2 separate regions of the Homo sapiens genome follow, and region 2 is linked to region 1. The links are chromatin contacts, found by Hi-C or POLR2A ChIA-PET in ENCODE. All regions are on one chromosome and are shown on one strand. The core of a region is the stretch at or near the end of the contact, and the rest is flanking DNA. Distances in the headings are between cores, read along the strand shown.

What was found. A loop is a pair of places that touch in the nucleus more often than their neighbours do. ChIA-PET counts read pairs that join two places held with the same protein, here RNA polymerase II (POLR2A). Pooled maps may share reads with other maps.
Region 2: a loop to region 1 is called in a map of PC-9, with 16 times the contacts of the local background. The contact joins two enhancer-like sites. A Hi-C loop is called at or near these places in 5 of 168 maps with a recorded cell type or tissue (Calu3, PC-3, PC-9 and 2 more) and 3 of 50 pooled maps. POLR2A ChIA-PET finds 5 or more read pairs at or near these places in 3 of 52 experiments (A549, PC-9 and endothelial cell of umbilical vein).

The regions. Positions count from the first base shown.
Region 1 is chr1:98,084,226-98,089,474 of GRCh38, forward strand. The region is part of intron 1 of LOC124900404 (a long non-coding RNA gene); the gene reads left to right. Among named protein-coding and RNA genes, the nearest start is that of MIR137HG, 37 kb to the left of the region's middle. RefSeq lists an enhancer at 2,657-3,206. Within about 2 kb of position 2,131, at least 2 of the 41 ENCODE cell types and tissues checked have a DNase peak (open chromatin) inside an H3K27ac peak, as active enhancers do; they include PC-3, where a contact is called at or near this core.
Region 2 is chr1:98,320,828-98,326,076 of GRCh38, forward strand. No RefSeq gene overlaps it. Among named protein-coding and RNA genes, the nearest start is that of LINC01776, 110 kb to the left of the region's middle. RefSeq lists an enhancer at 2,653-3,852. Within about 2 kb of position 3,209, at least 15 of the 41 ENCODE cell types and tissues checked have a DNase peak (open chromatin) inside an H3K27ac peak, as active enhancers do; they include PC-3, where a contact is called at or near this core.

The sequences.
Region 1 (5,249 bases), core at 881-3,380:
ACTAAGATTGAGAAGGAACTTCCCTTACATAAAGGTTTTTAAAGGCTCCAATTCTTTTCTGGATCTCACCCTCTCTTAATGTCTCATAGACTTTGAGCCATGGTTATACATACTGTCTCCTCATGATTTTCAGTGTTTCTCTTTATGCTGGCCCTTTCCTTCAGAATGTAAACATATGCCTACTTATCAAATTTAAAACTAAACAAAACTCCTACCAAACTCATTGACCCAAGGAAAACAAACCATCGTAAAGTGCAGCACTTCCTCTGATTATTTCAAAATCTTTCTTTTCTTCCCTGATCAGACTTTTGGGAGAGTTTTCAACACTGACTGTCCATTTTCTCCCTTCATTATCACTCTTCAGCACACTCTACTCTGCCTTCCCCCTTAGGTTACTAATAACTGATGGGTCTGCGAATCTAATAAGCCCCTTCCTGCAACATTCACTACCTTTCCTCCTTTCCTTTGGCATCTGTGGCCACTCCTGATTGTTGTCCCACCACTCTGATATCCATTCACTCAGAGCCAACTTGTTTTTAAGAAACTTCAAACTTAAAATATCTGAAAGTGAGTTAATTACGTTTCTCCACCCGACAACACAGAAAATACTGTTTTGCTGGCAATATTCTTTGCTTCAGTAAATCATGCTTCCATTCACCAACTTTTCCAAACCAGTAATATGGGAGTCATCCCTAGTATCACTCTGTTCCTTATATTCGCTGTCACCAAGGACTGTTGACTCTAAATCTGAACTCCTTCCCAATCCATCTAATTTTCTTTAATCCAAACCATCCATTCCCTATCTCTTTCATTATTACTGCAAGTCTCTCACATGTCCTCTCCAACTCTAATTTTGCTTCCCCTTCATCTGTTCCTTGCATTGCTGCTGGAGTGATCTTTCAAAAACACAAACTTGCAAATGACTCCCTGCATAAAAGTACTCAGTGATTTTCCATTTCCTTCAGAATAAAGTCCAGACTCCTTAGCTGCATTATAAGGGCCTGTGTGGTCTGGCCTCACTCATATCTAACAGTTCTCCTTACAAATTACCCCCCTTAGAAATGAAACTATTTCCACATTTCAAAAGTGGTGAGGTATCTCTCTCACTTAACCACCATATGCTGCTTATGCTGGCCTACCTTTTGGAAATCGTCCCTTTCCCTCTCCATTTTACCTGATAAATTTTTGATGATGTTTCAATTTAAAGCGTAGCGGATCATCTTTGACAACTAAGCTAACTTCTCTTGTTATGGGTTTCTTTAGAGTCTAGTATTTCCTTGTCTTAAGACTGATCACACTTAATTGTGGTTATATAGTGTCTGTCTTTTTTGTTGGAATGAAGACTGTGAGGAGTTGAGAACTATCAGTTCCCTGAGCCTAACATTTAGATACTGAATAACAGCTGATTACATGAATGAATGAAGAATATTTGTTAGAAGACAGAATTTTTTTAGAATTTTAAATTGCAGAGATCAAGTGAGAAGGTTCCAGTTGTATTAGATCTGAGAAATGTGATTAAAGCAGTGTTTTTGCAAGATTAATTTGACATTTTTCTGTTGAAACAGATTAGGGACAGATTAGATGGAGGTTTGTAGTGATGAGAACATAGACAAGTGGCTTCATATTAGAGTCACCTGGTGATATTAAAAAAAATACCTGTTTCCCAAGCTGCCCCAGACTGATTAAATTCACTGATTGCAAGAAAACCTAGGATTTGTACTTTTTTAAGTCAAACGCTCACACCCATCCAGGATTTTCTGAAGTTAAAATGGTAACAGTATAATTGGTATGGGCAAAATATATTTTTCCTAAGAATGATAGAATGTGAATGTGGGCTTTTCAAGTCTAGTGGACCAGAGAGCCCCATTGCAGTGTTAAAGAAATGGCGAAGTAGAAGAGGGGAGTTGTTTTAAAGAAAGAGAGAGTGACCAGGCCAAAAGTGGCTCAGTACTTTGGGAGGCTGGGGGGACAGATCACCTGAGCCCAGGAGTTTGAGACCAGCCTGGGCAACATGGCAAAACCCTGTCTCTACCAAAAATTCAAAAAATTAGCCAGGCATGGTGGCATGCATCTGTGGTCACAGCTACTCAGGAGTTTGAGGCGTGAGAATCTCTTGAGCCCAGGAGGTGGAGGTTGCAGTGAGTCAGGATCATGCACTCCAGACTGGGTGACAGAGGGAAACCCCATCTCACTATCTCCAAAAAAAAAAAAAAAAAAAAAAAGGAGGAGTAAGTTTTAGGCATGTGGGACACATATGTGTATATATACACATATATACACATACAATATATACACATATATGTGTGTATATATACACATACAATATATACACATATATGTGTGTATATATACACACATTTACACATACAATATATACACATATATACATATATAATATATAATATTATGTGTATATATAATATTATGTAAACATATATCACATATTAAATATGTATATAGGTATATATGTATATATATGTTTAAATACCTGACCATCTTCTACTAAGTTATGATTCAAATGTTCCGTTATCTAGGAGGCTTCCTCTCCTCTGCAGGGCCCATTGTCCTAGCTACACCTCAATAACTGCTTTCTTTTCTTTTTTTTTTTTGTCTTTTCCTCAACTCAATTCTAAGCTCTCTAAGGACAAGTATGTTGCCTTACTCATACTTGTGAACTCAGTGCTCAGGACACTGGCATGCATAGAATAAACACCCTCTGAATGTTTGCAGAATGAGTCAGTGATTAGATATGAGACTGGATGAATTCTCCTGAAGAGTAAATGCTAAGGAGAAAAGAGTGTCTTGTAGGAGGCATTTGCAGACAGACGAAGCTATAGAGAGGGACAATGCAAGTAACCTCAAATGAGAGTGTGGAAAGGCGGGAAAGCAGCCAGAGCTTCATTGTTATGAAAAAAGAGTGAAATGTGCTCTGTTGAAGAGTTGAAGAATGAACAAAGGATATTTAGTTTGAATGGAAGCTCAGTAATGAGAAATGAGAATGGTTGAGTTCTTAAAAGAAGCAAGTAAAGAAGAGGATTTGTGGGCTACTAATCTCATTCAGTGAATCTCATACGACCCTTGCCTAGTGTTAAATATGTTAATGAATTCATGTCATGCTGCTCAGTCTTACTAGCCTTCATCATCCAGAGTAAAATGCATATGATTCCTATGAAAATTTGTGGAAAGGAATATATTAATAGGTTAGAAGAATTAGAAGAATGAAAAGAAATAATTTTTGCTTTTTAAATGGAGAATCATGCATATTTGGAGACACAAGGGAAGAAGCCCATGGAGAAGGAGAGATGAAGCTGTAAAAGAAAGATGCTATGAATGTGCTCTCGACAGGTGAGAAGATGCCTCGACAGGTGAGGAGAGAGTATTGTGAGCCCAAGTAGAGGAGATGGCTTTGAGATGCAGAAAAATATCTCTTTCTCAAGACCCCATTTATTTTAGACGGTTCGCGGAGCAATGGTGCTCAATCAATCTTTACCATAGTTATTACATAAACCCTTTATACATTTCATCATTAATATTCTTTTCTACTATGGTTTGAGATGCAGAATAAGGAAGATAAACCTATTTGTCAGTATTTGACCATAATCAAAATCAATTTTTATCTGGAGTCTTTATGTTTGTTGCATGTGTATATGTGTTTAAAAACTAAGTTCTGGGAAGATAGCATTACACTTAATTCCGTTGGATTACTTTTGGATCATGTAAGCATACTGATTTCTAACTTGTTTAAATATTTGAATTATTTGATTCTCTACCAGAGATTAATAACTCTAAAAAAATTTACTGGTTGGATTAAAAGTGCCTGTAGTTTATCCCTATATTTCATAGAGTACAGAGCGAGATAGCACATTTGTCTGACAAATTTATATTTATGTCAGATAATATCAGTTTTGTTATCACCATCTGCATTCTGCTATATTTTAACAACAATGTGAACAGTATACATATAAAATTGTGGATTTACATGAGATATCATCATTAATTTTCAAATAACTAAACGTTATTTTGTTAGTTTAAAAACTTTAGAGTATTAAGTTAAATAGCAACTGCAGTTCTATTTTGTGTTCTTGGAAATATTACACTTTATAGAGGAGTCTATTAAGGGAAGAAGAAAACCATGCCAAATTAAAGATAGTTTAAATGATAATATAAGTGATAAAAAAACTGTTTTGATATGAAAGGAAGTTATTACATGGTATCGTGGTTATTTACTGAAGATTTATATAGTGTTTATATAGTACATGACCTACTTTTTTTAAAGTTGCTAATTGTCAGGTATCCCAAGCCAATATCTACTGCATATTTTCTGTAACAATATATGCAATGAAATTGTGTGTTATGTTTACATTATGATTTCAACGTTTGTTCTTTTCTTCAAAAATTACAGGATATCATAGAGACTGCTAGTCAGCGGAACATGTTATCCTAATATAGGTATATTTATACAAGATTTAAAATAAAGATTTTTCTATTTTCTTAATATGTGTCTAGAAGTTAAATAAACATTATAATCACAGAAGTCAGATAAAAAGAAATTCATAGTCCTCTAGACAAAAAATGTAAATCTTTTAGTTTATTAATCATTTGTAATCATAATCTAGATGTACATTTTAATATCAGAAGAATTTCCCATGTAACCACATAGTCTCTATAATGTTCATTTTAATGGACTCATAATAATAAAGTTAATATTTATTTATTTAAACACTCCTTACTGTAGGACAATTACGTTGTTTACAGTTTTCCAAATGTAGATAATATTGAACTACACTTCTTTGCAACTGTCATTTTTTCTTTCTCCTAGCTTTGGATTCACCAGACCTAGGTTTAATCTTAGCCTCTACCACTTACTAGCAGTGATTTTGGAAAATTATGTAACTACTAAATTTTAGTGCCCTCAACTATAAAATGTGATTACTATTTATTACTTTGCAAGGTTTTGTGGAAGTTAAATTCTGCAAATATTACATTCTTTTCATGCATATTTATTGAACATATATTCTGTGACAGGTGCTATTCTGGATTCTAGGGATATTCTACTGGAGAAAACAAAAGCTGAGCTGTGAGGGCATGCCACATTTAGAGGTTGGGTCATAGAAAGAAGTCAGAAAAAGAGAGAATCATTAGCCTAAGGAGAGAATCAAGAGAGAAATTGTCTTCTGGAAGCCTAGTGAAAACAGTATATTTGACAAGCATGGAGTGATTTAGAATAAGAGCAATGCAAAATAAAACTA
Region 2 (5,249 bases), core at 1,959-4,458, 240 kb after region 1:
ATCGATCATAGACCTAAATATACAATGTAAAACTATAACACACCTAGAAGACAACAGAGGAGAAAACCTAGATGAACATGGATATGGTGATGACTTTTTAGAAACAATACCAAAGGTATAATCCATGAAAGGAAGAATTAATAAGATGGATTTCATTAAAATTAAAAGCTTCTGCTCTATGAAAGATGTCAAGAGAATGAGAAGTCAAGCCACAGGTTGGAAGATAATACAGTCAGGTATCACTTGACAATGGGGAAACATTCTGAGAAATGTGTCGTTAGGTGATTACGTTGTTGTGCCCACATCATAGAGTGTACTTACATGAACCTAATGATACAGCTTACCACATACTTAGCCTGTATATTATAGACTATTGCCTCTGTGCTACAAACCTGTACAGAAGTTACTGCACCGTAGGCAACTGTAACACAATGGTAAGTATTTATGTATCTAAATGAATCTAAACATAAAAATGTACAGTAAAATTGTAAGTCAATGAGAGAAGTGGTATGTGCTATATATACTTTTATATGACTAGAAGTAGGTTTGTTTACACCAGCATATGAGTAATGCATTGCATTATGATATAATGCATTGCACTATTGATGACCATAATGTCACTGGACAATAGATATTTTTCCACTCCATTATAACTTTATGGGACGACTGTTTTATATGCAGTCTGTCATTGACTGAAACATCATTATGTTGTATGTCACTGTAATTACATAAGGTGCTTCTAATAAAGGACTGTTATTCAAAAACACAAAGATTTCATAAAGCTCAACAATAAAAAACAAACAACCCAATGTGAAAGTAAGCCAAAGACTTTAACAGATACCTCACCAAAGAAGATATACAGATGGCAAATAACCATATGAAAATATGTTCCACATCATATGTCATTAGGGAAATGCAAATTAAAGCAATAGTAAGATACTATTAAATACCTCTTAGAATCCCCCAAATTTGGAAGACTGACAACACCAAATGCTGGTGATGTAGAGCAACAGGAACTCTCATTCATTAATGGTGGGAATGCAAAGTAGTACAGACACTTGGGAAGACAATTTGGTTGTTTCTTATAAAACTGAAGATACTCTTACCATATGATCAGCTGTTTGGTATTTACCCAAAAAGTTTAAAACTAATGTCCACACAAAACCTGCACTTTATTGTTTTAAGAGCTATGTTCATAATTGCCAAAACTTGGAAGAAGCAAGATGTCTTGCAGTATATAAATGGATAAATTAACTGTGGTACATCCAGACAATGGAGCATTACTCAGTGCTAAAAAGAAATAATATCTATTAGGCCATGAAAAGACATGGAAGACCTTAAATGCATATTATTAGTGAAAGAAGCCAACCAAAAAGAGCTTCATACTATATAATCCAACTATGTGACATTCTGGAAAAGGCAAAACTATGAATACAGTAAAAAGATCAGTGGTTGCCAGGAGGGAGGCAGTGGGGGGTGGGGGGACGGTGTGAATCAGCAGAGCACAGAAGATTTTCAGGGCAGTGAAAATACAGCATCTGTATGATACTGTAATGATGGATACATGTTATTATACATTTGCTCAAAGCCATAGAATGGACACCAAAAGCAAACACTAATACAAACTTTTGACCTGGGTGATTCTGATGTGTCAATATAATTTTATCAATTATAACAAATGTTTGCTAATACAAACTTTTGACTTGGGTCATTCTGATGTGTCAATATAATTTTATCAATTATAACAAATGCACAGGAGATGTTGATAATAGAGTAGGCTATGCATATGTGGGGGCAAAGGGTACATGGAAACTCTCTGAGCCTTCCTCTCAATTTTACTGTGAACTGACAACAGCTTTTAAAAAAATAGTCTTTCAATATGAAAAAAGTCAGGGATTTCCATTTTTGCCTTGTCACAGAAAATTTAAAAAACAGGGGCAAGAGACAATCATAATCTTGCAATCTCAGTAAAGCAATACTAACATATCAATGCATTTCCTTTCCCTTGCTTTCCCATCTATCTTTTTACAAACTGGTTGTAATCATGTTAAATATATTTTACCCTGGTTTTTAATTTAACGTCATATCCTAAGTAGTTTCTCTGTTTCCACATGATTTAAAAAAAAAAATCAGTTTAATATAACATAATAATTTACTGGATATGCCATAAGTCTCTGAAATAATCCCTGCTGTTCCTATTACAACTGTAAATATATCTCTTCTCTGTTTTTTCTTGCTTCTGAAATTAAGCTGATTATTTGGTATAAATTCATGCAATCCAGAAATGCCACATTCAATCATGCATTCCACATACATTATTGACTACTTGATGCCAAGTACTGAGTTAGTCTCTAGGTATGTAGTGGTAGACAGAAAAGTTATTGCCCCGGCCTTATAAAAATGTATAATCTAGTGGGGGAAGGCAGGAACAGGTATTTTAAAAATGGATACAAATAATTATATATTTCTGAACTATGATAATGTTATGAATGAAAAAGCATGGTGCTTTGAGAAAAAACACTTGGAGAATTGGAGGGGGACACCCATTTTAATTGTGTGTTCAGAGAATACTTTTCTGAGAATGTGGCATTTCCAAATGATTAAAGGCAGCTAGCATAATAGAAATCTGAGGAAATATGATTCCAGATAGAGCAAACTATATGTGCCAAGGCCTGAAGCAGAAATGTGCTTACAGGGTTTCAGGAATGAAGCAAGAGGAAACCAGTGTGACTGGAGAGGGAGTGTCCTGAGATGAGGCTGGGGTGAGATCATGTTGGGCATTGTGTTGTCATGAAATTTGGATTTGATTTTATAGGAAATGAGATTTGATAGACCTTGAAGAGGGCAGAGGCATAATTGCTTTTATGAGAATGGTTGGAGACCTGCAAGAGTGAATGAAGACAGAAAGATTAAACAATGCAGAGTCCAGATGGGGGAAAATGGAGGCTTTTGCTAGAAAGTAGAAGTAGAGATGGAAAAGAAAAGATGAATTCAAAACATGCTTTGGAGGTAGACTTGATAGAAATGTATTTGATTGGAAGTAGGGGTAAAGAAAACGGTAATTCCAAGAATGACCCATATACAAACTGTGGTGGCTTTGTAACATGCCACTTTGGCTAGGCTGAATTACATTTCTGGTGAGGGTGGGCCACGGAGAAATTCTTGCAAGATTTGGAAGGCAGGAAGGAAGTCTCAGCTATTTTGTGGTTCACACGCCTTGTCGCTTATCTGCTGATTCACCACCTTGGAATGAGGCAGCAGCTGAGCCTGCAACTGTTCAACTTTCCTCTAAACTTTCCTTCAGCTTCTCCAACTTTTGGACCAATTCTATAGCACCATGATGAAGGGCCTTTGCTTCTGCAGGTCACCCATACCACCAAAGCCAATAAATGTGGTTTTGCTCTGTTCTGAGGAGTTTCAGTTCATGCCTGTGGGTTCCAGCTCTTTCTTAATATCCTTGTATTACATCATGTTCTCTTTTTCACTGTCTGCCCTCTGGACTTCATGCCCAAGCAGCAGACACAAAGACAGCAGCCTTACGGAAAGTGTTTAGCCCCCACAATGGTATCAGGCAAAATCCCTGTAACAGACTTGTCTGTTACTGACTTGACTGATCATAAATGAAAGTAACGTGTTTCCAACATTTTGCAGAAAAGTCGCATGATTATTAGTAGTATAATACTTATTGCTATGTTCACAATGGCTTGTGTTCAATACTACTCATCTTCATTTTTGTTGACAAGTGTCATGTACAAGGATAAAATTTTTGCTGAAATCATACCTTTTTCTAAGAAGTCTATGCTGCTTTAATTTAGCTCACTGAGTTGTTCCTTAAAATGATTTTTCTTAATCTATTGGTCTGACTATAAGCAACTTATTCTTTAAGTCTAATAAAGAGAGATTGAGTGTACCTATTTTCTTTATTTATGAATTATACTTACATAGAAATCTATCTGCTCATTACAAGACTATTGGTTAAGATAGGTATAATCACGACTGTCACAAAAATGTTATTCAAAGTTCCATCATGATCATAGAACCTCATACCTCATCTTGAAATTTTGAGGGATACAAAATTAAGACAGTAAGAGAGGAGAGAGTGACAGAGACATACAAACAAAAAGAGAAAATAAAGAGAAAGAGAAAGTGAATGAGAGACAGAAATGTGCTTTTAAAGAAGTTAAGATAATAGTAACTCTGAGTTGCTCCAGAGGAAAGGAATACAAATTTCTCTGTATTAGAGGGATTTTCTGTTTTTGGGAAAAGAAGTCTTAATTTTGGCTTGAATATAGAATCAAGCCATTTTAGTCATTTTATTTGAATTAAGACTTTCAAGTTCTGAAAGCTATCAAGATAAACTTAATGTCATTACAAAATAGTGAAAATACAATAATTGCAAAGTGTAATTTCAGTGAAGCCAGTACTGCTGCTGGAGGTTCTGGATAAATGTCCCTTACACACAGGGTGTAGAAAAGGTTGGGACTGACTGAAAGTGTCTGGAGAAAATGGGAATGCTGCCTATGATGTACTCATTAGTGGAACAGGTCTGCCATTGTTTCTGAGAAGAAAATGGAGACTGAAGGCAATGTTATTCTGAAATTACCTAAATAACTAAAATTATGAAAATATACATAAATAAAAGTTAAAAAATCAATTATTTGAATTATTTAGGAAAAGGAATCAGGCCTGAGTTGGTATCAGTTGAGCCCAATCGCTTAAGTATGATTTTAAGGAGGCTTTTGCAATGTTCAAATGCATTGATTTGTTATTCAACTCTACTTCTCTTTCCATAGGTAAATAAACTTTCTGCCTCATGACTCCTTCCCTTCTTCCTTCTTTTTCAAATGCTCAAATCTGCTGTAGAGTAAGTAAATCTTCTATTGGCAATGAGTCCCACAAAGAAATAATGTCTTCGTTTGTTCAGGTATCATGTTTTGACAAGAAGAATCTTGCTGTTCCGTTATTTTCTAATCTTAACTGGATTCAACCTGTTAGTCATTAAACTCCCTAGCAGATGGAAAGAATAGTCTGTAGTGGTAGTTCCCCAAACACCGTGACTTCAAGGGGTCTGATCATCCAGATAGATATCAAACAGTACTTATATACTGAAAAAATGACACTTCATATATATGTACTATGTTTCATATGTATGCAGATACTAATTGATTGATAAATTAGAAATTTGTTTAAAAACATTCCCGAATTTAAACTACTTTTTTGGGCACTTAGTCACTCTAAAGTAAAAATGT